3 separate regions of the Homo sapiens genome follow, and all the other regions are linked to region 2. The links are chromatin loops, found by intact Hi-C in ENCODE. Cell type or tissue: endothelial cell of umbilical vein. All regions are shown on one strand. Region 1 has its middle 170 kb from the start of GRASLND. Region 2 overlaps NRIR (negative regulator of interferon response). Region 3 overlaps RNF144A (ring finger protein 144A).

Region 1 (8,000 bases), 260 kb after region 2:
AGATGGTTTCACTGGTAAACTTCATCAAATATTTAAAGAATGTTTTTTAAAAAATCTAACAAAGTCACTCAAAGTAAATGAAGTGACAACTACTCACTTTATTTTATGACTACCATAACCCTGATACCCAAACTTGGAAAATTACAATAAAGTAATATTGTATAAATACAGATGCAAAAAATTTTATTAAATTTAGTAATTCAAATCCAGAAATATACAAGAAATATAATTCACCATAGTAACAGAATAAAAAATAAAAACCATATAATCATCTCAGTAGGTATTGAAGAAAATCTTTGACAAAAGTTAACTTCGTTTTGTGTAAGAACTTTCACTAAACCATGAATAGAAGAAAACCATGGCAGTTTGTTAAGGGATGTCTATAAAAAATAACAATGAGCTACTGACTGCTTTTTCTGTAACATTGAGAACAAGACAAGATTATCCACTCTTTCTATTTCTATCCTCCATAGTACTGGAAATCCAAATTAGGATAATTGGCAGAAAAGAGAAATAAAAGACATGAAGACTTGGATAGGTGAATGTAAATCTGGCATTTTTGTGGATGACATGTTTACTTATATAGAAAATTCGAAAATTCTAATAGATCCACACAAAACTATTAAGTACTAAATGAATTTAACTATGTGTAGAATACAAGTCAATATATAAAAAATTTATTGAGGACTAGCAACAAATATTTGAAAAATTAGTTTTAAAGAGTCCATTTTAATTTCATCAAAAATGCAAGATACTTAGGAATATATTTAACTAAATATGGGTAAGATTTTTACTTTGAAAATCTCAATCCATTGCTAAGTAAATAAATAGGACAAATGCAGTGTTCATGAATTGAAGGACTCAATGGTGTTACGACATCACTTCTCTCCAAATTGTCCTGTAGATTAAATGAACTCCCAAAGTCCCATCAGACATTTTTGTAGACATTGAGAAGTTGATTCTGAAGTTTATATGAAAATGCAAATAATCTATTAGGTTGATGCAAAAGTAATTGCAGTTTTTGCTATTAAAAGTAATAGACTAGCTAAAACCATCTTGAAAAAAGCAAAGTTGAAGGACTTGCGCTACTGGTTTCAAGATCACCTATACAACTAAAGTAATGAAGACATTATGGTTTTGGAATAAGGATGTTGAAAACAAGGATTGGCAAAATACTGCTGTGGGCAAAATAAAGCCGTTACTTGGTATCATACTGCCTGATATTCTACAGAGATAAGAATATGTTTTATATTTTTAAAAGTTTGACAAAACCAAAATAATAATCGTATTTTATGGCACTCAAAAATTATGTGAAAGTTAAATTTGTGTCCACGAAGAAAGTTTTACTGGAACACAGCCATGCTCATTTGTTTATCTGTTTTCTATGACTGCTTTCCCACTATAAGAACATAGTTAAATATTTGAATCACAGATCATTATGGACTGCAAGACCTAACATGATTACTCACATTGGCCCTTTATAGAAAAAAAATTCAATCCTTGCACAAATAGATCAAAAGAGCAGAATACAGAGGCCCGAAGTAGGCCCATATATGTAGGATAAATAAGCTTTCAACAAAAGAGCCCAGAAAAGTGTTCTCAACAAATAGATCTGTAACTGGGTAAGTACACGGGAAAATCTGAACCTAGATACTACTTCACATCCTAATAGAGTTAGTTCGTGATAGAGCATAGATTTAACTTAAAAGCTACTAGAAGAAAACATAGAAGAATATATTTGTAACCTTGAGGTAAATAGGGACTCATTTTTGAGAAGACACAAAAACAGCCATAAGAGAACAAGATTGATAAATTGGATTTGTCATAACGAAACCTAAAACCCAAGACAGGATGCCATTAAGAAAATTAAAAAGCAAGCCATAGAGTGGGAAAAAACATTCGCCATATAGTATCTGACAAAAGGCTTTGATCTGAAATATATAAAGAACTCCTGGGAGTCAATAATGAAATGAAACGAACCCAATTTAAAAAGTGGATACAAGACTTCTTTCTATAGCCACATCACGAAAGGAAATATATGATTAGCCAATAAATATAAGAAAATATGTTTGTGTTATGAATCATCCAGAAAATGCAAATTAAAACCACAATGGAATATTATTAAACGTTCACTAGAAAGATTAACCTTAAAAACCCTGACAGCACTAAATGTCACTTTAGTGCTGTTTCTGAGGTTGTTTCTCAGGCTGTTTTTGAGGATATGGAATAATGTTTCTGAGGATATGGAATAACTTGAACTTACATACCTTGGTATTAGGAATGTAAAATGACACAGCCTACTTGGAAAGTTGTTCCGTTTTCTCATAAAGTTACACATAAACCTATCTTAGGACCTAAGATTTTCACTCCTAGGTATTTACTCAAGATGCATACAAACATATTTTTACAAAAAGACTGAATAAGACTATTCATAATAATTTTATTCCCAACAGCCAAGAGCTGTCTCAGAGTTTTTTGACAATCCAAATATTTGTCAAAATGACAATGATTACAAAAATTCAATATAAAAATTGAAATATATTTTCCAAAAAAAGGATGAATCATTGCTATATACAACAAGATGGATAAATTTCAAAAGTATTTTTGTTTGTAAAAAGCTAGGCAATAGAGTGTATGTATTGCATGATTTCATTTAGATCGGGGTGTCCAGTCTTTTGGCTTCCTTGGGCCGGATTGGAAGAAGAATTGTCTTGGGCCACACATAAAATACTCTAACACTAACAATAGCTGATGAGCTAAAAAAATCATTTAAAAATCTCATCATGTTTTAAGAAAGTTTGTGAATTTGTGTTGGGCCACATTTAAAGCCATCCTGGGCCACATGAGGCCTACGGGCCACTGGTTGGACAAGCTTGATTCACATAAAGTTATAGAACAGATAAAATTAGTCTATGGTGATAGAAATGAGAACAGTTACTACTTAGTGTAATGGAGATTGATAGAATGAGGGCATGAGGGAATCTTGGCTTCAGACTTGTTTATGCTGTGGCTTTAAAGTGACAACTAAAAACTTAAATTTTATATGCCGAAATTATATTTTATTCACATATGTGTATTTATTTGAAGTGGATGAGATATTTAGTTATAGTCTTCAAAGATCTGTCAATCTTCTGAAATAAGGCTACTCTCAAATTTGTTGTGCAAATTGGTACAATAAATATCAAAGTGGCAAACTCTAGTTACAGACAGAATTGTGTCCACCCCTCCTGCCCAATTCATATGATGAAGTTGCATTTTTCAATGTGATTGTATTTGGAGATATTAACCTAAAGAGGTAAGTAAGGTGAAGTGAGGTCATAGGGTGGGGTCCTAATCGGATAGGTCGATGTCTCTGAAAGAAGAGGAGGAGACACCAAGGAGGTGTCTCTCCATGCACATCCACAGAGTCATGGCCATAAGAGGACACAGTGAAAAGGTGCCTTACCAGATGTCCATGCTGTTGGCACCCTGATCTTGGACTTTCAGCCGTCAGAACTGTGAGAAAATAAATTCATGCTGTTTAAGAAACCCAGTTTGCAGTATTTTGTTATGGTATCCTGAGCTGACTAATATAAATCTGCTGAGAGTTGTTAAGGAAGGTATGATGCTCTAGAATAGAGTTGGGCAGACTTTTTCTGTAAAGGGCTAGACAGTAAATATTTTAGGCTTTACAGACCATATAGTTTCTGTTGCAAATATGCAGCTCTTCTGTAGAGGGAAGAGTCATGGACAATATATAAACAAATAGGAGGGTCTGCGTTCCAATAAAACTTTATTCATAAAAGGTAGATGTCATTGTTCAAAGGGGACTATGAAAAAGAAAAAGTTGGTGCCTGCACCCATAGACATTCCCCACAACCCACTCTGACTCCACCGAGCACAGAGGACCAGCAGGTCCCTGGGAGTTGTGGGTCTCCTGGTCACCTAACTATTGGCTTGGGCAACACCTAAGGGAGTGGACAGTGCAACCCGCAAGGGCCTGCGCTGGGGCTAAGGAAATGTGGGTGCAGTGCCAGTGATTAGAGGGGCCTCCTCCAAGGCTTGTGAATGAACTTGGTAAGGGGAGTTCATCTCTCACCACCTCCTCCATTTCCCGCTCCTCAGAGCACTGCTGTGAAAGCACTGAAATACAAAACAGGTGCTAAGAGCCTAGTGCCATCTAGTGTGTCGCAGCCTGAATTACACCACGAAACAAAAATAAATTCCTCCAGCACGCATTGCTGGTGAAAACCAATGCAGGAAACTAGCCTCAACTAAGGAACCCATACAGAGCCTTGGTCCTCTGAAAGCACCCAGAAATGAAACCAAGTGACTATACGTAATATACAGCACTGTCTATAAAAACAACACACCCTTCCAAATGACAGCAACTTCAAAAGGATAAAGAAACACCAGCCCTCTCAGTTGAGGAGGAACCAGTGCAGGAACCCTTGCAATTCAGTAAGTCAGAGTGTCTCCTTACTTCCAAAGGATCGAACTAGCTCCCCAGCAATGGATCCTAACCAGACTTAGATGTCCAAAATGACAGACATAGAATTTAGAATCTGGATGACAAGGAAGCTCAATGAGATTCAAGAGAAAGTTAAAACCAATCCAAGGACCCCAGTAAAGTAATCCAAGAGTTGAAAGATGACATAGCCATTTTAAGAAAGAACCAAGCTGAACTTCTGGAATTGAAAAAATCACTACAGAAATTTCAAAATAAAATTGGAAGTCTTAACAACATAATAGAGCAAACTGAAGAAAGAATTTCAGAGCTCAAAGTCCAGTCTTTCAAGTCAACCCAGACAAAAATAAAAAAAAAATTAAAAAAAATAAACAGAACTTCTGAGAAATATGGGATTATTTAAAGAGACCAAACCTATGACTCACTGGCATTTCTGAGAGAGAAGAAAAGATAGTAAGCAACTTGAAAAACATATTTGAGGCTATAGGCCATGAAAAATTCCCCAGTCTTGGTGGAGAGATCAACATGCAAACTCAAGAAATGCAGAGAACCCCTGCAAGATACAAGACAACCATCCCTAAGACACACAGTTATCAGACTTTCCAAGGTCAATGCCAATAATGGTATTTCCTAGTTTCTCTTCTAGCATTTTTATAATTTTAGGTCTTCTATTTAAATACTTATTTAATCTTGAGTTGACTTTTGTATATGGTGAAAGATAGGGATCCAGTTTCAATCTTCTGCAATAACTACTAGCCAGTTATCCTAACACCATTTACTGAATTGGAAGTCTTTTCCCCATTGCTTGTTATTGTCGACTTTGTCGAAGATCAAGTGGTTGCAGGTATGCAGCTTTATTTCTAGGTTCTCTATCCTGTTTTGTTGGTCTATGTGTCTGTTTGTTTTTCCTTTTTTTTTTTTTTTAACCAGCATCATACTCTTTTGGTTACCATAGCCTTGTAGTATAGTCTTAAGTCAGGTAGTGAGGTGCCTCTGGCTTTTCTCTTTTTGCTTAGGATTGTTTTGGCAACTTGGGCTTTTTTGTTGTTGTTGCATAGGAATTTTAGGATAGTTTTTTTCTAATTCTATGAAAAATGACATTGGTAATTTGGTAACATTGAATCTGTAACTTGCTTTGGGCAGTATGGCCATATTAATATTAATTCTTCATATCCATTAACATGAAATATTTTTCCATTTATTTGTGTCATCTCTGATTTCTTTTAGCAGTGTATTTTAATTCTCATTGTAGCTACCTTTCTGATTTCTTTCAGCAGTGTATTTTAATTCTCATTACAGCTATCTTGATTAGCTGTATTCCTAGGTGTTTCATTCTTGGCTATTCTTTGGCTATTGTAAATGGGGTTGCATTCTTGATTTGGCTCTTAGCTCGGATATTATTAGTGTATAGAAATATTATTAATTTTTCTGCATTGATTTTGTATCCTGAAAATTTACTGAAGTGTTTTATCAGTTTTAGGAGCCTTTTGCCAGAGCCTGTGGGGTTTTCTAGGTATAGAACCATCATTTGTGAAGAATGATAATTTTGCCTCCTCTCTTCCTATTTGGATGCCTTTTATTCCTTCCTCTTGCCTGATTGTTCTGGCTAGGACATCCAGTACTAGTTGAATAGGAATGGTGAGAGTGGGAATCCTAGTCTTGTTCCAGTTCTCCAGGGGAATGCTTCCAGCTTTTGCTAATTCAGTAGAAGTTGCCTGTGGGTTTGTCATATATGGCTCTTATTATTTTAAGGTATGTTCCCTCAATGTCTAATTTTTTGACAGTTTTTTTTTATTATGAAAGGATGTTGAATTTTATTGAAAGCCTTTTCTACCTCTCTTAAGATTATGATTTTTTAAAAAAATTCTGTTTATGTGTTGAATCATATTTATTGATTTGCATATGTTGAACCAATCTTGAATCCCAGTAATGAAGCCTACTTCATTGTTATGAATTAACTTTTAGATGTGCTGCTAGCTTCAGATTGCTAGTATTTTGTTGAGGATTTTTGTGTCTATATTCATCAGGGATATTGGCCTGAAGATTTTTTTTTTGTTATTGTTGTATCTCTGCTAGGTTTTTGTGTCAGAATGATACTGGCTTTGTAGAATAAGTTAAGGAGAAGTCCCTTCTCCTCAGTGTTTTTGGAATAATTTCAGTAGAATTGGTACTAACTTTTCTTTGTATATCTGTTAAAATTTGGCTGTGAATGCTTGTAGTCCTGGGCTTTCTTTTAGTTGGTAGCCTTTTTATTACTAATTCAATTTTGAAACCTGTTATTGGTATCAGGATTTCAGTTTCTTCCTGGTTCAATCCTAGTAAGCTGTGTGTTTCCAGGAATTTATCCATTTCTTCTAGTTTTTCTAGTTTGTGTGCATAGAAGTGTTCATAAAAGTCTCTGAAGGTTTTTTGTATTTCTGTGGGGTTGGTTCTAATGTCACTTTTGTAATTTCTGATTGCATTTATTTTGATTTTATCAATTTTTTCTTTGTTAATCTAGCTAGTGGTCTGTTACTCTTGTTTATTCATTCAAAAAACAAACTTTGGTTTCATGGATCTTTTGTGTTAATGTTTGCATCTCAATTTATTTCAGATTAGCTCTGATTTCGGTTATTTATTTTTTGCTGCTAGACTTGGGGTTGGTTTGCTCTTGTTTTTATATTTCCTCTAGGTGTAATGTTAGGTTGTTAGAGATCTTTCTAACTTTTAGATATAGGCATTTTTTTAGATATAGGCATTTAGTGCAATAAACTTTCCTCTTGACACTGCTTTATCTATTTCCCAAAGAATCTGATATGTTGTGTCTTTGTTTTCATTAGTTTCAAATAATTTTTTGTTTCGGTCTTAATTTTATTCTTTATCCAAAAGCCATTCTAGAGTAGGTTGTGTAACTTCCATGTAATTGTTTGGCTTTGAGAGATCACCTTTGTATTGATTTCTATTTATCTTGTACTATGGTCTGTCTGAGAGTGTGGTTGGTATGATATTAATTTTTCTGAATTTGTCATGACTTGCTTTATGGCTCCATATGTGGTTAATCTTAAAGTATATGCCATGTGCAGATGAGAAGAATGCATATTCTATTATACTTTGGTGGAGCATTCTCTAGATGTCTACTAGGTCTGATTGGTCAAATGTTGAGTTTAAGATGAGAACGTCTTTGCTAGATTTCTGCCTCAATGAACTGTCTAACACCATCGGTGGGGTGTTAAAGTTTCCCACTACTATTATGTGGTTATCTAAATCTCTTTATAGATTTCTAATACTTCGTTTTATGAATCTGGGTGCTCCAATGTTTGGTGTGCATATATTTAGGATAGGTAGGTCTTCATGTTGAATTGAACAACATTATATAATGTCCTTCTTTGCCCTATTTGATCAGTGTTGGTTTAAAAATCTGTTTTGTCTGATATGAGAAGAGCACCCCCGATCATTGTTTTGCATTTGCCTGATAGATATTTCTCCATCCCTTTAATTTGAGCCTATGGGTGTTGTTACTCATGTAATGGGTCTCTTGAAGACAGTAGACAATTGAGTCTTGCTTCTTGGTTCA
Region 2 (8,000 bases):
TTTAAGGGATTGGAACAAGACTCTTATATACTGGCTGAAAACTCACCTCCTAAAATTATAGTCATTGGATATGAGAGCTGAGAGGGAACTTACAAATCTTTTATTGAGAGGCAGTGGAGTGTAGAGTTTAAAAGCGTGGCTTCGAACCCCATCAGCAAGCTACTTAACCTCCTTCCGTCTTTGTTTCCTGATCAGTTAGGTGGGGAGAAGAGCATTACCTACCTCGAAGGATTGTCCTGATGATTTAACAAGCTGCTATTTGTAATGTGCTTAGAACTATGACTAGCAGAAATTAGGAGCTGTAGAAATATTGCTTACATTAACACTCTTTTCCATCAGTCCTTTCACAGATGAGAAAATGGCAGAGGTGTGCGGTAAACTAGTTTCTTCACATTTATTCAGCGAGCTAATGACCTGCCTGGTCCTGGAACCCTGGGCTCCAGATTCTTCCCTTGTAGGGAAAAACAAGCCTCCATGAAGCAGGACCCCCACCCCATCCCGCCTGGAGCCATCACTGCCTGGCCTCGTGCTAACATCTCTTTCTTCAGAAATTCCACCAGACTAAACAGAGGAAGCTGCCCTGTCTCTAAGTCTAGCCTGCTGTGGCTGCTGAGAGTACTTGCAGCCTACATGCATCTCCAAACTGGCCCCCACTGCTGGGATTTGGAGACTGTTTTGGCAAAAAGTAAGAGGCCAGAAAGTCAAGTTATCTCTAACCTCTCCTCCAGAGAGTAGAATACCCCCAGTGTAGTCCCCAGTGACTGCATCCTATTCCATCAAAGCCGGGTATCACAGCTCACTTAACCTTTCCCTATTGTTAAGCAATTTGCTTTATTCCAAGTTTTGCTCTCATAAGTAATGCTGGGATAAATATTTTTGGTTTATTGACTTTTATTGCAGTTCTAATGATGTCTTTGGGGAGTACAATTTTGATGTCAAAAGGTAAACACATTTTTTAAATTCCTGGTGCATTTTCCCACGTGGCCTTCCATAAGATTTGTATCTTTTTACATTCCCATGGCAGGGGATGCTGTCTCACAGACTCTTCTCAGCAAGCAAACATTATATTTTCTACAAACGTTTGTTAATTTTGATGATTGGAAAGTATATCCTGTTATTTTTAAGTCAGTAGAATTCCAGCAGTTTTCTTCCCATCAAATACCATTTAACTTTCCATTTTGGAAGGAAGGAAGGGAGGGAGGGAGGGAGGAAGGGAAGGAAGGAAGGAAGGAAGGGAGGGAGGGAGGGAGGAGGGAGGGAGGGAGGGAGGGAAGGAAGGAAGGAAGAAAAGGAAAGGAAGGAGAGAGGTAGAAGAAACAGATAATATATCTCCTATTCAACTCCTTCATGGGCTTGTTGCGACAATAAAATGAGATAATATATTTCAAATGTTAAAGAGTGCTACATAAATGTCAAGTAGGAAAAAAATGAATTCCACAGTACTGACTTCCAGTGAGCACTTATGAATCCTATTAATTAAAAAGGCTTAGACAACTTCATGACATTTAACTGCACTATAGATAATTCACGTATATGGTCCTTGAGAATCTGAGCTGTTCTGGGAAATATGATAAAAATGCATGATATCTGCCAGGAAGATTGCAGTCTTTTGAGAGAAACTACTTTAAACCAAAAGCATGCTTTGTCCGGGTCTTAGAGAGCAGGCAGGGTGAGATGCGCTTTGCAGATCACACACCAGCTCGGCCATTTCCTGATGCTCAGACGAGGACTTTTCTTCAAGGAATGGGGCTGACTTTCATTACATTGCACTTCCCTGTTCTCAGGGAACACAACTGGATCTGCAGCAGATAGCTCCTCACATTTAGGAAACAGAATCGGCTTTTTAAATGTTTTGTTGATGCTGTAAATAATCGTGCTGATGTTGCTGCTTTAACCCTGCCAATCCCCTGGCTGGCTTTGTCACTCCCATCAGGTGCCCAAACATCTCCAGCAAAGCAGCTTTCTCCCATCACCCAACTTAAAACCTCAACCTGTCCCTGTTGTACTCCTATCCCCTCACGAACTTGACTTGTCTGTGGTATTTACACCACCTGATATCTTATGCATTTTTTTTCAGCTAATTGCAACTTTACTGATTTTAAAAGCATGTAGATATCTTTGAATTAAAAGAAACAAAACAATTTTTACAATTTTGAAATTCTAAGCACATTATGTACTTTTTTTTTTTTTTTTTTTTTTGAGACGGAGTCTCCATTGCCCAGGCTGGAGTGGTGTGACCTCGGCTCACTGCAACCTCCACCTTCCAGGTTCAAGCAATTTTTCTGTCTCAGCCTTCTGAGTAGCTGGGATTACAAGCACCCACTATCACAACCGGCTAATTTTTGTATTTTTAGTAGAGATGGGGTTTCACCTTGTTGGCCAGTCTGGCCTCAAACTCCTGACCTCAAATTCAAATGATCCACCTGCCTTGGCCTCCCAAAGTGCTAGGATTACAGGCATAAGCCACCATGCCCAACCTAAGATATGCTGTTATTATAGCATTGCAACTTCTTAGTGTTACAAAATCTGTACATTTAAACACATTAAATGAACCATTTATGCAGCCAACAAACATATTTTAAAAAGCTCATCATCACTGGTCATTAGAGAAATGCAAATCAAAACCACAAAGAGATACCATTTCATACCAGTCAGAATGGCAATTATTAAAAAGTCAGGAAACAACAGATGCTGGTGAAGCTGTGGAGAAACAGGAACACTTTTACACTGTTGGGAGTGTATATTAGTTCAACCATTGTGGAAGACAGTGTGGCAATTCCTCAAGGATCTAGAACCAGAAATACCATTTGGCCCAGCAATGCCCTTACTGGGTATATACCCAAAGGATTATAAATCATTCTACTATAAAGACACATTTATTTGTTTATTGCCTGTCTCTGTCCTTCAGAACGAAAGCTGTGCGAGGACAGAGACTTTGTCCACATTAGTTTAGGTTCTGTGTGTTCCCAGCAGTTGCTAGACTGACTGTCTATTAGAAAATGCTCAGCAAAAGCATAAGTAAGACTGTAACTACGGGATGAAAGTTCTTCTAAAAGTCCACAGAGAATGGCGGAAAGAGTAAGGGTCTACCATCAGAAGGAGGAATTCCGGTCTCTGCTCCTTATTAACTGGGACCTTCAGTAGAGTCATACAACTTCTGCTTTCTCTGAAAAGTGATATAAAATCTTGTGACTTTATAGCTGGGAAAAACTGAAATGATTTATAAAGGAGCCATTAGTGAACAACAAAGAGCTCCACAAATGTAACACTATACACACTTGGGATTCTGTCTCTCAGTTTTTGGTTTTTTTTGTTTTTTGATAGAACCATCAGTAGAGACTGGCTCTGCATCACCTGAGGCATCACAGAGCACTGGTGGAGCCCTTTCCTGGCTCCAGAGTCAGACAGACATGAGATGGATTCCAGGACCCACGGGTAATTAGCCACATGACCTGGGGCTGGTTACGCAACATCAGTGTAGCAGCTGATGCTTGGTTTGATGTGAACAATATGCACAATGAGGTGTATGAAACTCGTAGCAGATGCTTAGTGGTCATCTTTTCCTTGACTAGAATGTTTACTATTTCCAAGGGAGATGCATTCTCCATTGGAAAAGTATTTGGTTTTTAACCACAAAAAGAAAGAGGCCTCTTTCAAAGTTTTAATTCATAAGACAGTGTCACTTATGTCAGGTGATGGGGAAAATGCTTAAGGTGATGCTCTCTAGTGGCAAAAATACAGTCCTTAACTGCCCATTTTTGTCTACTAATAAAATTAAATAATAAACCACCATTGCTCTTGACCTTGGGGGAGAACATTTACCATCAGCATGCTTAAAGTCGAGTAAATCTGCTCTGCATTGGGACAGTCCCTCCTGTGGAAAGTCATGTTTATGTTTATCTAATGTCGTCTCCTGCAGCTGGGAAGTCTTGGTTTTCCAACTTTCAAGATAACCAGCAGTGAATATTAATAGGTGTGCTTCTCTTTGAAGCCAGAAAATGCATAAAATTCTGGATGTTCTCAACAAGACAGCAGAAAGGAGAAGGAGATTGACCTCAACTTGGAGCTTTTCCTGGCCAGGGCTGAGATGGCTCTTTTTCATTATAATATCTAATTTTATCCTCACAAAAGACCTTTGAGAAAAATGATGACATTTCTGATTTATAAATGAGAAAATGAAGTCTCATGGAAATTAAATAACTTGTCCACAATCACACAGCTAAAAGGGCCCCAATCCGAATCTCAGTCAAGTCTGATTGACACTTCAAGTCAATGTTCCACATTTGTACCTCAATAAATATTTGAGAAATATTTATTGAGCTCCTTTGCAAAAGTCATTGTGGTGTTTAGCCATTACTTTTAATAGCAAAACCACCACAATGACTTTTGCACCAACCTGGTATATACCAGGCATTGTTCCAAACACTGAAATGACAGTAATGAGCAAAACAAAGTCCATGCCTTCATGGAGTGCAGACTCCAGTTCAGGAGTAGAAATCAACACAGGCATATTACAGATATAGATAAGGTTGTTGATATGCACGTGGGTACAGGCAGAGCTATGCATATAGATAGAGATACAAGTGTAATCAGAGACACAGATGCAGTTATGATGATGGATGTGATACAGACATAGACATGGCCATGGACATAGACATAGACAGAGGTAGGTATTAATAGTAAGGAGGTAGAGCCAAGGGGAGGAGAACGATGCAAGGCACTATCTGGGACTGAGTAGTAGAGAAGGCCCCTTGTAAGAGCAATGCTGAATAGAGACCTGAACCAAGGCCTGAATGAAGCCCTAAGCATGATGAACAGGTGGGTGAGTTGATTTTAATTAAGTTTAGTAGGGATGGTATTGGGTGCTGCTCAAAGAATAGACTGTAGGGGGCGGTAGAGCATTGTGTCAGCAGGAAGATCAGGGAGGAAATGACTCAGTTGATTCTCATGGGAGATGAAGGACTGGACTAAGGAAGTGATAGAAATGGTCACTCCTTAGTCATCATAGAAGTCACTTCGATTTCCCTAGGGAACATAAAGTGAAGTCTTTTTACAAAAGACTGATTTACTTGAAGGTTTTGAGGGAACCAATGCATTATGGAACACATTATATACCAATACCATGCTTTCCCAAGTTATTAGAATAGTAACAGAATGGCATAAAACAGCATATCTTGTGTTATGATCCTGTTAAAAATTATAAGGCATTTAAGACTATAAGTGACTTCCACTCATCATGGCAAATTAAAGTCATGGCCCACTAGAAATGGGCTCTTGGTCCTCCTCATGTCTGACCTTCTTATTTTGCAAATAAAAAACTAAAGTCCAGAGATGAATAACTTGTCAGAGGTCACAAACTCAGTTAGAAGTGGTACCTACATCTGCTTGTAGCCAGAAGTTCCTTCATTCATTACTTTGCATGTATGCACATAGAAGAGGAAGAATTAATAATTTTTAAAATTAATAAAATGACCACAGTTCCACCCAAAGTTCACCTTATAAATGTATCTCCAAATTCCCTAACCCTAACCCTTATTTTTAATGCAAGCTCTCTTCAGGTAGAAATAGTCTAGAGACACTAGTGAGGACATTTGGAGGCATGAGGAAAACTCTTCAATCGTTAGTTATTACAACAGGACCTACTGAAAAAAAATTATGGCTTAAAATAATTACACATTTATTGATGGATATTTTCTTAATTACAGCTTCAGAATGGAGAACTTGAGTGTTTGGATTTTTTTTTCTTCAATTAAAACACAGAAAATAATGTTTTCAATCTCAAAGATGAGCATAAATGCATTAGGTTTGGAAAAGCTTACAGACCAGGTTCAGCCAAAAGTGAAATTTGATAGCTCCCTTGAATGCCTTCTTATTTGAGAGAAATGGGACACACCCTCAATTATGGCAAAATAAGCACAACCATTAATGTCATGCATGTTAATAAAAATTTTGGAGACTCCACAGAAAAGTTTATGATGTGTTTTCTAAACCACAGTATTTTGGCGATTGCTCAATAATTACAAGAGCCTGGGCCTTGCAGGACCCATTAGCTGTATCCAACATAAGCAGTGCATCCAGAGTTCTACAATGACGAGGGGGTAGGGAGGTTTTAAGAGCAAATAAACAAGGACACATAAAATCCCCAGAATGTCTCTTAAAGCCAAATTTCAAATCATTACCTCACATGGAAGAAAACATATGCATCCATATATATGTACCTAAAAAAATGTGTGTGTATGTACATATCATTTACTGCATCAGATATGCTGAGACCATACTGCATTATAAAGAGCACTAGAAAAAGAACTGCAGAACTTCTATTCTCGCGTGCATCTGCTACTAACAAATTACATGACCCTAGGCAGGGCAGGCCTCTCTGTGGGCCTCATTTTTCACCACTATTAAAGAAAGAGATTGCGTTCCATGATCACTAAGGTTTTCCTTTGAATATTTTTCTGACCCTGGGGGCTGTATTTAGAATTCTTGAAGCAAGAAATTAGCCACTTTTAAAGATTTGCTACTTTGACCTAGAAGTGTTCCCTGTTTTGTCCTTTGTTTTCCCATTAGAGAAGAGATTTAAATAAAAATGAAAGGAACTACTGTTGTTTTTCCAGACACAGTTTGTGTGTAATGAGGGAAGTGATTATCTCGGCAAAAGCACAGTTCCCTCATAAAGGTTCAAAATTAGCGCTTTTCCTCCCTCTAGTGGAAATGTAATGTATTTGATCTAAATTGAATTGGTTTCAGTATTTATCAAATTTTTAAAAAAAGAGAGAAAAAGAGTTGGCATATCTAAAACATAATCAGGGATTGAACCAAATGCAATTTGTTACAGGTTTTCCACACAAATGTCTTAAATATTTTACTTGTTTAAATAAATTCAAAATTAACAATGAAAAGCTGCAAAGTAGATTTAGATCAATTGAAGTTCTCCAAATGAAATAGACAAGTCCAGGCTGGGTGCGGTGGCTAACGCCTGAAATCCCAGCACTTTGGGAGGCCGAGGAGGGCGGATCACGAAGTCAAGAGATCAAAACCATCTTGGCCAACATAGTGATAATCCCATCTCTACTAAAAATACAAAAATTAGTCTGGCATGGTACCATGTGCCTGTAGTCCCAGCTACTCAAAAGGCTGAGGCAGGATAATCGCTTGAACCCGAGAGGCGGAGGTTGCAGTGAGCCAATATCGCACCACTGCACTCCAGCCTGGCGACAGAGCAAGATTCAGTCTAAAAAAAAAAAAGAAATACACAAGTCCACATTAGATGCTTGGTATTTAATTTATGCCCACATGCATCTGAAAATCAGTCCACGTATAAAAATTACTAGGTCAAAGCATGTCACTGAATAGGACAAGAAACACAGCACTAACAACATTAATAAGAAAGAAATGTTTACTCCATTGTAATTCGATCTAACATGTATGGTATCTGTTTTACATGAGGGTTTTCTGATTCCCTCTCTCTGAAACCTTTGTTAACTCCCTCAGGCAAAGTAAATCAGAATCAGACCAGGTTTGTCTGACCCACCTGTGCCAGGGTGGGCAGGACCACAGTGATGATCACCAGGTGTGTATGTCTGCCTCTCTATTGAGGGAGACTCTTCTTCTAATTATTTTTCTCTCCTTACAGTTGTAGAGCAACAGAGAGACATGGCGAATTGGAGAAATTGTGACTCCAAAGGTATTCCCATTCCATTGTCTAATAATCTGAACAGTTGTTTGTTTGTTGTAAGTAAAATCAAATAGCACCATGCTGGCTGAATTCAGTCTGCAAGCCACACCAAGGACAGCCTTGCTTAGCCCTGGAAGGCAGAGATTTTCCATGGAAGAGTTGTAACAAGATGTGTGCTTTAAAGCATGAAAAGAGTGAAAATGCAAAACCACACCTAAAAGGTTCTTAAAAATATCAAACATTCGACTGGGCACAGTGGCTCACACCCGTAATCCCAGCACTTTGGGAGGCCGAGGTGGGTGGATCACAAGGTCGGGAGTTTGAG
Region 3 (8,000 bases), 220 kb after region 2:
TCACTTCGTTTTAACGTGGGGATTTTACCACTTGATCTTTTACAGGGCTGTCTGTGACCATTTCCATGGCAGCAGGATGCAGGGATTAATAAGGACACATACACATTATTCCACCAATTGACTTTGAAAAGTGGAGAAAGTGTATTCTTTAAAGAGAATTTACTTCTAAAAGCCACAGGTGCTTTTACAAAGCAAACTGCATTGAATTTAAAACTTCTAAAAATAACAGGCAAATATTGTAGCTATATTACAGTGGGATTTTAAAAATCTTGTTAAACATTCTATAAAGAAGTAAAACAAAATCCTTTTATCTCAGTTATTTGCCCATCACAAGCACATTTTTAAAATGTTGCTTTGTGTGTGTTTGACTTCTGCATTTGAGTATCAGTCTCAGGTCCTAGTTTACTTTCCCTGGTTGGAAATTTATTTCTTATTTCCTAACATTGAATTCGTTAGAAAAAACAGCGTCACCTCACTCTTCACCTGTCATGTTGATTTTCCTTATGAACCCGAAGCCATTTAGAAAATCCCTGTGTGTCAAAATTACATTCAAAAAGCTCTCCTTGTAATTGCAAGTTTAGTAACTCAGTAAGAACATGCCTGCGACTCCCTTTCTGGATGGAACCTGGGCTGTGGCTCTCTGTCGTTTGTGGTGCTGTGATGGTGTCTACTGTTAGAATAGCTTTTCTGGAGGTGGGTGGCAACTCCACGCGGGAGTCATTGGCTGGGCTTGAGCCCTCAGCCTGTGATATGTGGATGCAGCTGTCCAGCCACTGCCCTTTAACATGCCCAGCACACATGGGAGGCCTGTGGCCCTGTGTCCAGTGGCCCACAGGACACGCCTCCACCATATGCTCATCCTTCCTGCCTGAAATTGCTGCTGCCCATCGCATGAGCCCACACAGTAGCACCCCCGTCCTTAGGATGAGAGTCAGAGCCTTTGGAAAGGCTGCATCCCCAGGGCTAGAGCTCAGATGACCTTATTTCTAGAGGGACAGGCTGTTCTGTTGGAAGAGTCTCTGGCCCAGTCATGCACATCTGTAGCCCCAGCCATCCTTGTGCCTTCACCTCTGATGTGTTTCACAAGCACGTAGTTCAACCCAGATAGGGACCACAGAGATTCTGGGGCCAGCCAGGGGCAGTCAAATTGGCACCTACTGGCTCTGACTTTTTGTATGAAGCATGCCTCAGTTTCCTCATTTTGATCTAGATATAAAATTAAAATTGTCCATTTCCTATATAAATACCAGCAAGATCACTCTGAGATACATAAACTCGCATTTCCTTCTGTTTTAGTAAGGAGTGCCAGACTTATCTTTGATGGGAATACAGTATGAACCCTGCTTGATGTAAAATGGAAATAGCACACAGGCAGATGGCCCTGGGTTTGGACTTTGATCTTGCCATCATTCCCCAGTAAAACCTGGGGAGTTCTGCGTTGAGTGGACGGACTTATTCCTGTGAAGCGGCATAATTTGTCTCCATTGAAAAATGGCATTCACTCTTACAGATGGTGTTCACTGCAAGCCCCAGAAGCATATGGCATGTGTTCACTAAGAGGCCTTTAATCCTGGGGAGTAAGGGGCGAAGGCCCTTAGACAACCATGGCTGCTGTACTGCCGCCCAGGGTGGGTGGCCAGTGAGGACTGGCCTTAGCCCAGTGGACCTGTGGCTTCTCTGAGGCCCTTGAGTAACTGACCACATTTGGAGGTTTTGCTGGAAATGCCTGACCTCTCAGTCTGGCTCTGCTGTGTAGTCCATAGCCCAGCCAGATGAGCTTGCAGCCTCATAGGAGGTCAGCACCTTGCAAAGATGCAGTCACCATAGATGTCCACGTAGCAGAGACTGACTTAGGATCTGAGATAAAGCATCGGATTGCAGGAATAACTGTCCAAATTAGTTCTTCCTCCTCAACTCATAGGAGTAGCTGTGGACAGAGGAACCAACATCTGCCACCTCTGGCATTTTCTTTCTTTTTTTTTCTTTTTGAGACGGAGTTTCGCTTTTGTCCCCCAAGCTGGAGTACAATGACAGGATCTCGGCTCACTGCAAGCTCTGCCTCCCGGGTTCAAGCGATTCTCCTGCCTCAGCCTCCCAAGTAGCTGGGATTACAGGCACCCACCACCTCACCCAGCTAATTTTTGTATTTTCAGTAGAGACGGGGTTTCACCATGTTGGCCAGGCTACTCTCAAACTCCTGACCTCAGGTGATCTGCCCACCTCGGCTTCCCAAAGTGCTGGAATTACAGGCCTGAGCCACCCCACCCGGCCTATTTTCTTAAAGGGGAACAAATGATCTTGACAACATATTATTCCATAAAACCAGTTTAGGGCACAGGCCAGTTCCTGATTAGAACACAGGACCTGTGGGAGGGACTATCAGAGATGCAAAAATTACTTCAAGATGAGTTTATTGTTTTCATTTGTATTGCAAAAGTTAGAAGTCATTTTACAAATTAAAAAAACATTTTTTTCTTGGTAGTCTTTAAAAATTAGGGGATTGAAAGGATCCAGGATGGGCTTTGTGTGTGTGTCTCAGATTCTCATTTATTAGTGAGCACACCTGTGTATATATATAAATCACAAGGAGATCATCAAGGGAAAACATTTTGCATGTGTAAAGCTTCATGAAGTTCTCTTTAAAAAATACCAAAGCTTGTTTATTTCTGATAATTAACCTAAGCCCTTATGAAAATAAACAAAATGAAGGGATTATGACAGGTATTACCAAAAACACCAAAAGGAACAAAGGGGCCTGCGTTAAAACCTAATTGCTAATGCTTCACAACTAGGAGAGCATGCCGTCTTGATGTTTAAAAAACCCAGGGTCTCCACCCTTCCTTTGATTTGTGCAATTCTGTCTTCCACAGTTCCGGAGCCTTCAGTGAGGGGTAGCTACATGCCCCATGCCTGCCCTTTCTTTCCTTCTTTGCTCACTTTACTATGGGTGTATTTTAATCTTGTATAAAAATATGCATGAATGAGTCATGCACATGTATACGTTATGTATTTGACAAGTGGTGGTGAAACAAAATCAAAACAGATTTGATTTGTGTTTTTGAAATGTCAGTACATTTTGTGCCACTAACACTGTGATGTATAAAAGAGCTGTTTGAATGCCTTTTAATGTTGTGTTTTGTACTCTGGAATCATATGGAAAAAGTTTGATTTGTAATTTCAATACATATTTTAAATGTATTGTGTCTTACGTAGTTTGTCCCCCCCTTTAGCAGGGATTCCTTTTTAAAGCTATTTTGGCTGGAATACAGGTGACTTTTGTAAACCCCGCGTGGCTCCGTCTTTTGTAGATGCTTATCTGACTACTGGCCTGAAGATGGAAAATATTCTATCTTCAGTCTTCAATATTTAATCTATTGAAGATTGAAAATATTCAATGTGGGAACTGGGGGTGGAGGGAGAAAGGGTGAGGCAGGGGAGGGATCTTATATCACTGGGAAAACAGCTCTTGTATCCTGAGATTTTCTGTTTTAGGAATGTTCTCAACTCCTAGATGCCAAAATTACTTGGTTTGTTGGGTGTATCAACCCGTCCAGCCATTCCTGGCTCCCTCTTGTGGTGCCCAACCGGTACTGCAGCATCAGGAAGCATCTCATCCCCACTCAGGGCGCTCTGCTTCCATCCGCAAAGACAAGTTCCTTACAGACCTGTCACATTTTATGAGTTGCAGCATGAAAATCAGGAGGCATCCTTTATCTGCTGGGGGTGGGGAGAAAGTGGAATAAATATGGATCCTTCTCATTTCGTAGGAGAGATAATAATGAGCTGAAGATGTGGTGGTTCACCTTGATTTTCATTCACCTCACTCCAGCTTGGAGGAGAATCTATACCTCATGCGTTCATATGATGCTCAAGTCTGGAATAGGCAACTGGTTCCTTGTCCTGTGTTTAAGTTTTAAATCCATTCTTTATATCTACAGGTGCACATTAAGGGAGTGGATTTTGTTAACTGGTGATTCATAGTGGGCACTGAAGACTCAATATATCTGCCCTCAAGGAGCTCTTAGTCTCAAGGGGTTGACAGATAAGTCAGTCAATTATCATAAGAAGGTGGAATAAGTTCAATGGTAGACGCACGCTCAGCAGGCTTTGCGGGCACAGCACAGCCCTTCGGCCAGGCCGGAAGGTCAGGGAAGGCTGTCCAGAGGACGCCATGTATGAGCTCGCTCTTGTAGACAAGTAGGAACTAGCCAAGCAAAACTGAGAAGTGTGTTCAAAGGAAGGGCCCAGTTCAACAAGCGCACAGAGTTTGGTCCAACTGGCGTGTCGGGGTTGGAGAGTTACTCAAATGTCTGACCTGGTGGGGGCACAGTGTGCCGAACTCAGGAACTGGACCTTCATGATAAAGGCTGTGTGGGAGGAGTGAGTTAGGGTCCTAGGGCTGCTGTCACAAAGGACCACACACCAGGGGCTACAACAACAGAGCTTTACTGTCTTCCAGGTCTGGAGGTTGGAAACTGAAGGTTCAGGTATCTGCAGGGCTGGAATCTTCTGAGAGCGGTAAGGAGGATGCCCGTGTTGCTCTGCAACTTCCTGGTACTGCTGGCAGTCCTGGGTGTTCCTTGGCTGGTAGATGCACCCCCAGTCTCTGCCTGCAGGTTCCCACGGCGTTCTCCCTGTGTGCACGCCTGTGGACACAGCTCCTTCATCTAAGGGCAAAGTCATATTGGATTAGAGCCTACCCTGATGACCTCATCTTCACTCGATCATCTGCAAAGACCCTATTTACAAATAAGGTCAAGTTCACAGGTTCTGGGGGTTAGGCTTCAACACTTTTTGTGGGAAACACAACTCACCTCCATAGGAGGGAGCACGGACTCTGAGTGGGCTGTCTGGCCCCAGGGAGGTCAACCAGAGAAGGTGGACGGGTACAGCAGGTGGCGGGGCTCCGTTGCCGGTGGTGCTGCCTCAGGTGCAGTCCAGAAGCAGTTCTTCCCTACGCTGGGTTGCACATCAATTCTTGAAGCGGGCCTGGAATGTAGGAATTGCCCCCCAGAAAACACTGCCAAAAAACAATGATGGTTAAGCAAAATAAATCCATATTTCTGTGTCTACCTAGGTACATATATTTGTTTCTAAAAATTGAAAAAGAAATTTGCCAGCAAAGAGTCTTATCAACTCTTAGAGGAACCCAAATTACAGGGCATAGAAGGTGGGAATGGCACAGACTTTGATAGCATGTGCTTATCTAGAAGGTATTCTAAACTTGACTTGTTTGCAGGAGGTACATGAGAGATTATAACTGCTGATGTGGCTCGACCACAAGACAGTGTCCATTACTCAGCTCAGCTCAGCTCATCTCTGTCTATACCAGTGAGCAACTCAGCCATTTAAAAACAGCAATTGCTGCCCACGACCTGGTGTTGGCTACTCGCTCTTCTCTAGCTAAAGTCACCCAGGATGTGCATTTTCGGATGAAGCCAACATCGAATGGGGCCCAGAGCAGCAGGGTGGAGAGCTGCAGTGGCTGCTATAGCCAGGGAAGGCTGGAGCCACATCGCAGGAGGGTGACTTCCCGTGCATGTGACAGCCTGGGAGCACCTGTTTCCTGTTTGAACATTGGGATAAAAAGTCTTGCACAGGATTTTTCTGAGGATAAATGAGGAAATGACAAGTAAAACATAGAGTACATTTTGGTGATAAAATATTAAGTTGCTCATGCAGTTCCACTGTGAATGTGGATGAGGCTCCCAACAAGGGTACCCACTCAGCACTCCTGCTTCAAGCACAGAAGGACCCTCTTCCCTCCTGTTTTCCTTGTAGGACCTGAGAAACGAACAGCTCACATCATGGCTCATGCTACCCAGGGGTGCAAGGAAGTGGTTGTGCGTACAGCCTGTGGTTAATGCAAAGAAAAATGGAGTCAATATTTTCATATTGGAAAATCTGAATTTGCAGTATCAAAAGTCATTCACTTGTTCTCCTAGGCAACTATCTGGGTCTTTTTAAAATATATTTTTATTTATTCTTATTTTTTCTCACTGACTTAACAGAATTCATTCAGAACGTGAGTACATGTGATGTGTTTTTTACTGCACAAGAAAGATCCAACAAGGGGTAGTCTCTTCTCACTTCTCAGAATTTATCAGCTTATCACAACTTTTATGAAAAGCCCAAAATGCAAAAGGGAATAACGTTTCAAAAGCTTCTGACAGTTGGACTCCATGTTCCTTTTATCCAGGGGTTTAAGAAATTAACATTGTAAATAGGTTTTCATATTTGCCTGCTGTTATTGGACACATAGTGGTGACTTACTGAATGCCTGTCAGATAAAGGAATTAAACTCCTGTTGCTGGGGGTGTGTGTGTGCAAGAGCCTGTATGAAGTACATGTGTGAGTGTGCATGTGTGTCTATGTGTGTGACTGTGTGTATGAATGTGTGTATTTGTAGTGTGGGAAGTGTATTAGTCCATTTTCATGCTGCTGATTAAGACATCTGAGACTGGGAAGAAAAAGAGGCTTAATTGGACTTACAGTTCCACATGGCGGGGGAGGCCTCAGAGTCATGGTGGCTTCTTAAATGGCAGTGGCAAGAGAAAAATGAGGAAGAAGCAAAAGCAGAAAGCCCTGATAAACCCATCACATCTCGTGAGACTTCTTCACTATCACGAGAATAGCGCAGGAAAGACCAGCACCAGTGATTCAAGTACCTTCCTCGGGGTCCCTCTCACAACATGTGGGAATTCTGAGATATACAATTCAAGTTGAGATTTTGGTGGGGACACAGCCAAACCAGTCACTTGGGATGGTTCAGCTACAAAAAAGCCTTACGCTTGAACTGGAGGTGTAGACAGTCCAGAAGCAAAAGCCTCAACTGTAGTTGGAAGAAATCCCTATTGTGAGCTGAGAACCTCTTCTGAGCCAGGCATTTGCTCACTGCTTTCCATGGGTTGTGTTTCATGCTCACAAAGCTGCGAGTCTTATCTTCATATCACTGGGGCTTGGAGAGGCCCATTTGCCACAAGTGACACCAAGGATAAGTGGCTGGTGAAGCTGGGAACCCAAGTCTGCCCTGCGGGGACCCAGTGTTCCTCCCACCACACATGGCTTCCCTGGGCCTCTTCCTGATTTACCCTGACTGGCACACAGAGACTTGTCTCAGCCATGTGGGGTGGTTTCCTTTCTGTTCCTGGGATAGTTTAAATCCTGCATCTGAAGATCGCATCCCAGGAGAAGAAACCCAGTCCTGTCTGTTTTCAAGCCAGCAAGATGAATGAGAAAAATGAGCTCAGGAAATCCTGAGGGGGAAATAGCTGCTCTCAGGCACACCCGTACGATCTCAGATGATTTCAGAGATTACAGGCAAAACATGGCTCATCTCCACCTTCAGATAATCGCATACACAAGGACCTTCCAGGGGATAAGCATCAGGTGGGAGATGGTGCCCATCGCAGGACAAACACTGCGCTTCCTGAATCAACATGTTGTTCACAGGAGAAACTAATTATCAAAACCACCCTGGGACGTAAACTATTATTATCACAATTCTTCACTTTAGGCAAGAAAATTAAGGCTTAGAATCATTAAGAGTCTTGCCCTATAACAAACAACGAGCAGACCATGGGGCCCGGCCCAACCCCACAGCCAGTAGGAACACACCTAGGCAGGGTTCAGTAAGACACCCAAAGCCACGTGAAGGTCAAGGATGGGCCAACAGTGCTCAGAGGAGCCTCCCTGCAGAAAGGGTGTTAGGGAGACTGCAGTAGGGGCCACGTTGCTTGGAATTAGGGGGTGGCCACAGCATGGGGACCTTTCTAAGCTATGTTTCCTTGGCAGCAAAGTACTTCATAGGAAACGATCACCTTGGAAATTAAGATTTCCACAATCTGAAGCAGAATTAATCCAAGAGCCAAAATGACATTGAAAACTGCAGAGGTAAGTGCTGGTGAAGTCTACTCAACCTTCTGGAAGAGATTCACTTTCACCTAAAGCCAAGTATGAATGCACAGACAGCAGCTAAAACACAGCTGTCTTGGGTGCCA

The links. Peaks named below come from ENCODE experiments on the same cell type or tissue, not always from the same donor. Only the 100,000 strongest peaks of a DNase experiment are listed, where the experiment ranks them.
Region 1: a loop joins it to region 2, with 11 times the contacts of the local background. A loop is called at or near these places in 8 of 110 quality-filtered maps.
Region 3: a loop joins it to region 2, with 15 times the contacts of the local background. A loop is called at or near these places in 22 of 110 quality-filtered maps.

What each region holds. Positions count from the first base shown.
Region 1 is chr2:7,079,915-7,087,914 of GRCh38, forward strand. No RefSeq gene overlaps it. Among named protein-coding and RNA genes, the nearest start is that of GRASLND, 170 kb to the left of the region's middle. In endothelial cell of umbilical vein, a CTCF peak has its summit at 4,167 (motif pointing left); a DNase peak (open chromatin) is centred at 4,147; H3K27me3 peaks cover 223 bases.
Region 2 is chr2:6,821,725-6,829,724 of GRCh38, forward strand. It overlaps NRIR (negative regulator of interferon response), which reads right to left. Exons shown (of 4, transcript NR_126359.1): 4 at 6,830-7,231. Among named protein-coding and RNA genes, the nearest start is that of NRIR, 15 kb to the right of the region's middle. RefSeq lists an enhancer at 4,674-4,968. In endothelial cell of umbilical vein, a CTCF peak has its summit at 4,880 (motif pointing right); a DNase peak (open chromatin) is centred at 4,997; H3K27ac peaks cover 392 bases.
Region 3 is chr2:7,040,897-7,048,896 of GRCh38, forward strand. RNF144A (ring finger protein 144A) reads left to right here. Exons shown (of 9, transcript NM_014746.6): 9 at 1-3,283. Among named protein-coding and RNA genes, the nearest start is that of GRASLND, 130 kb to the left of the region's middle. RefSeq lists a silencer at 3,182-3,476. In endothelial cell of umbilical vein, a CTCF peak has its summit at 3,591 (motif pointing left); a DNase peak (open chromatin) is centred at 3,565.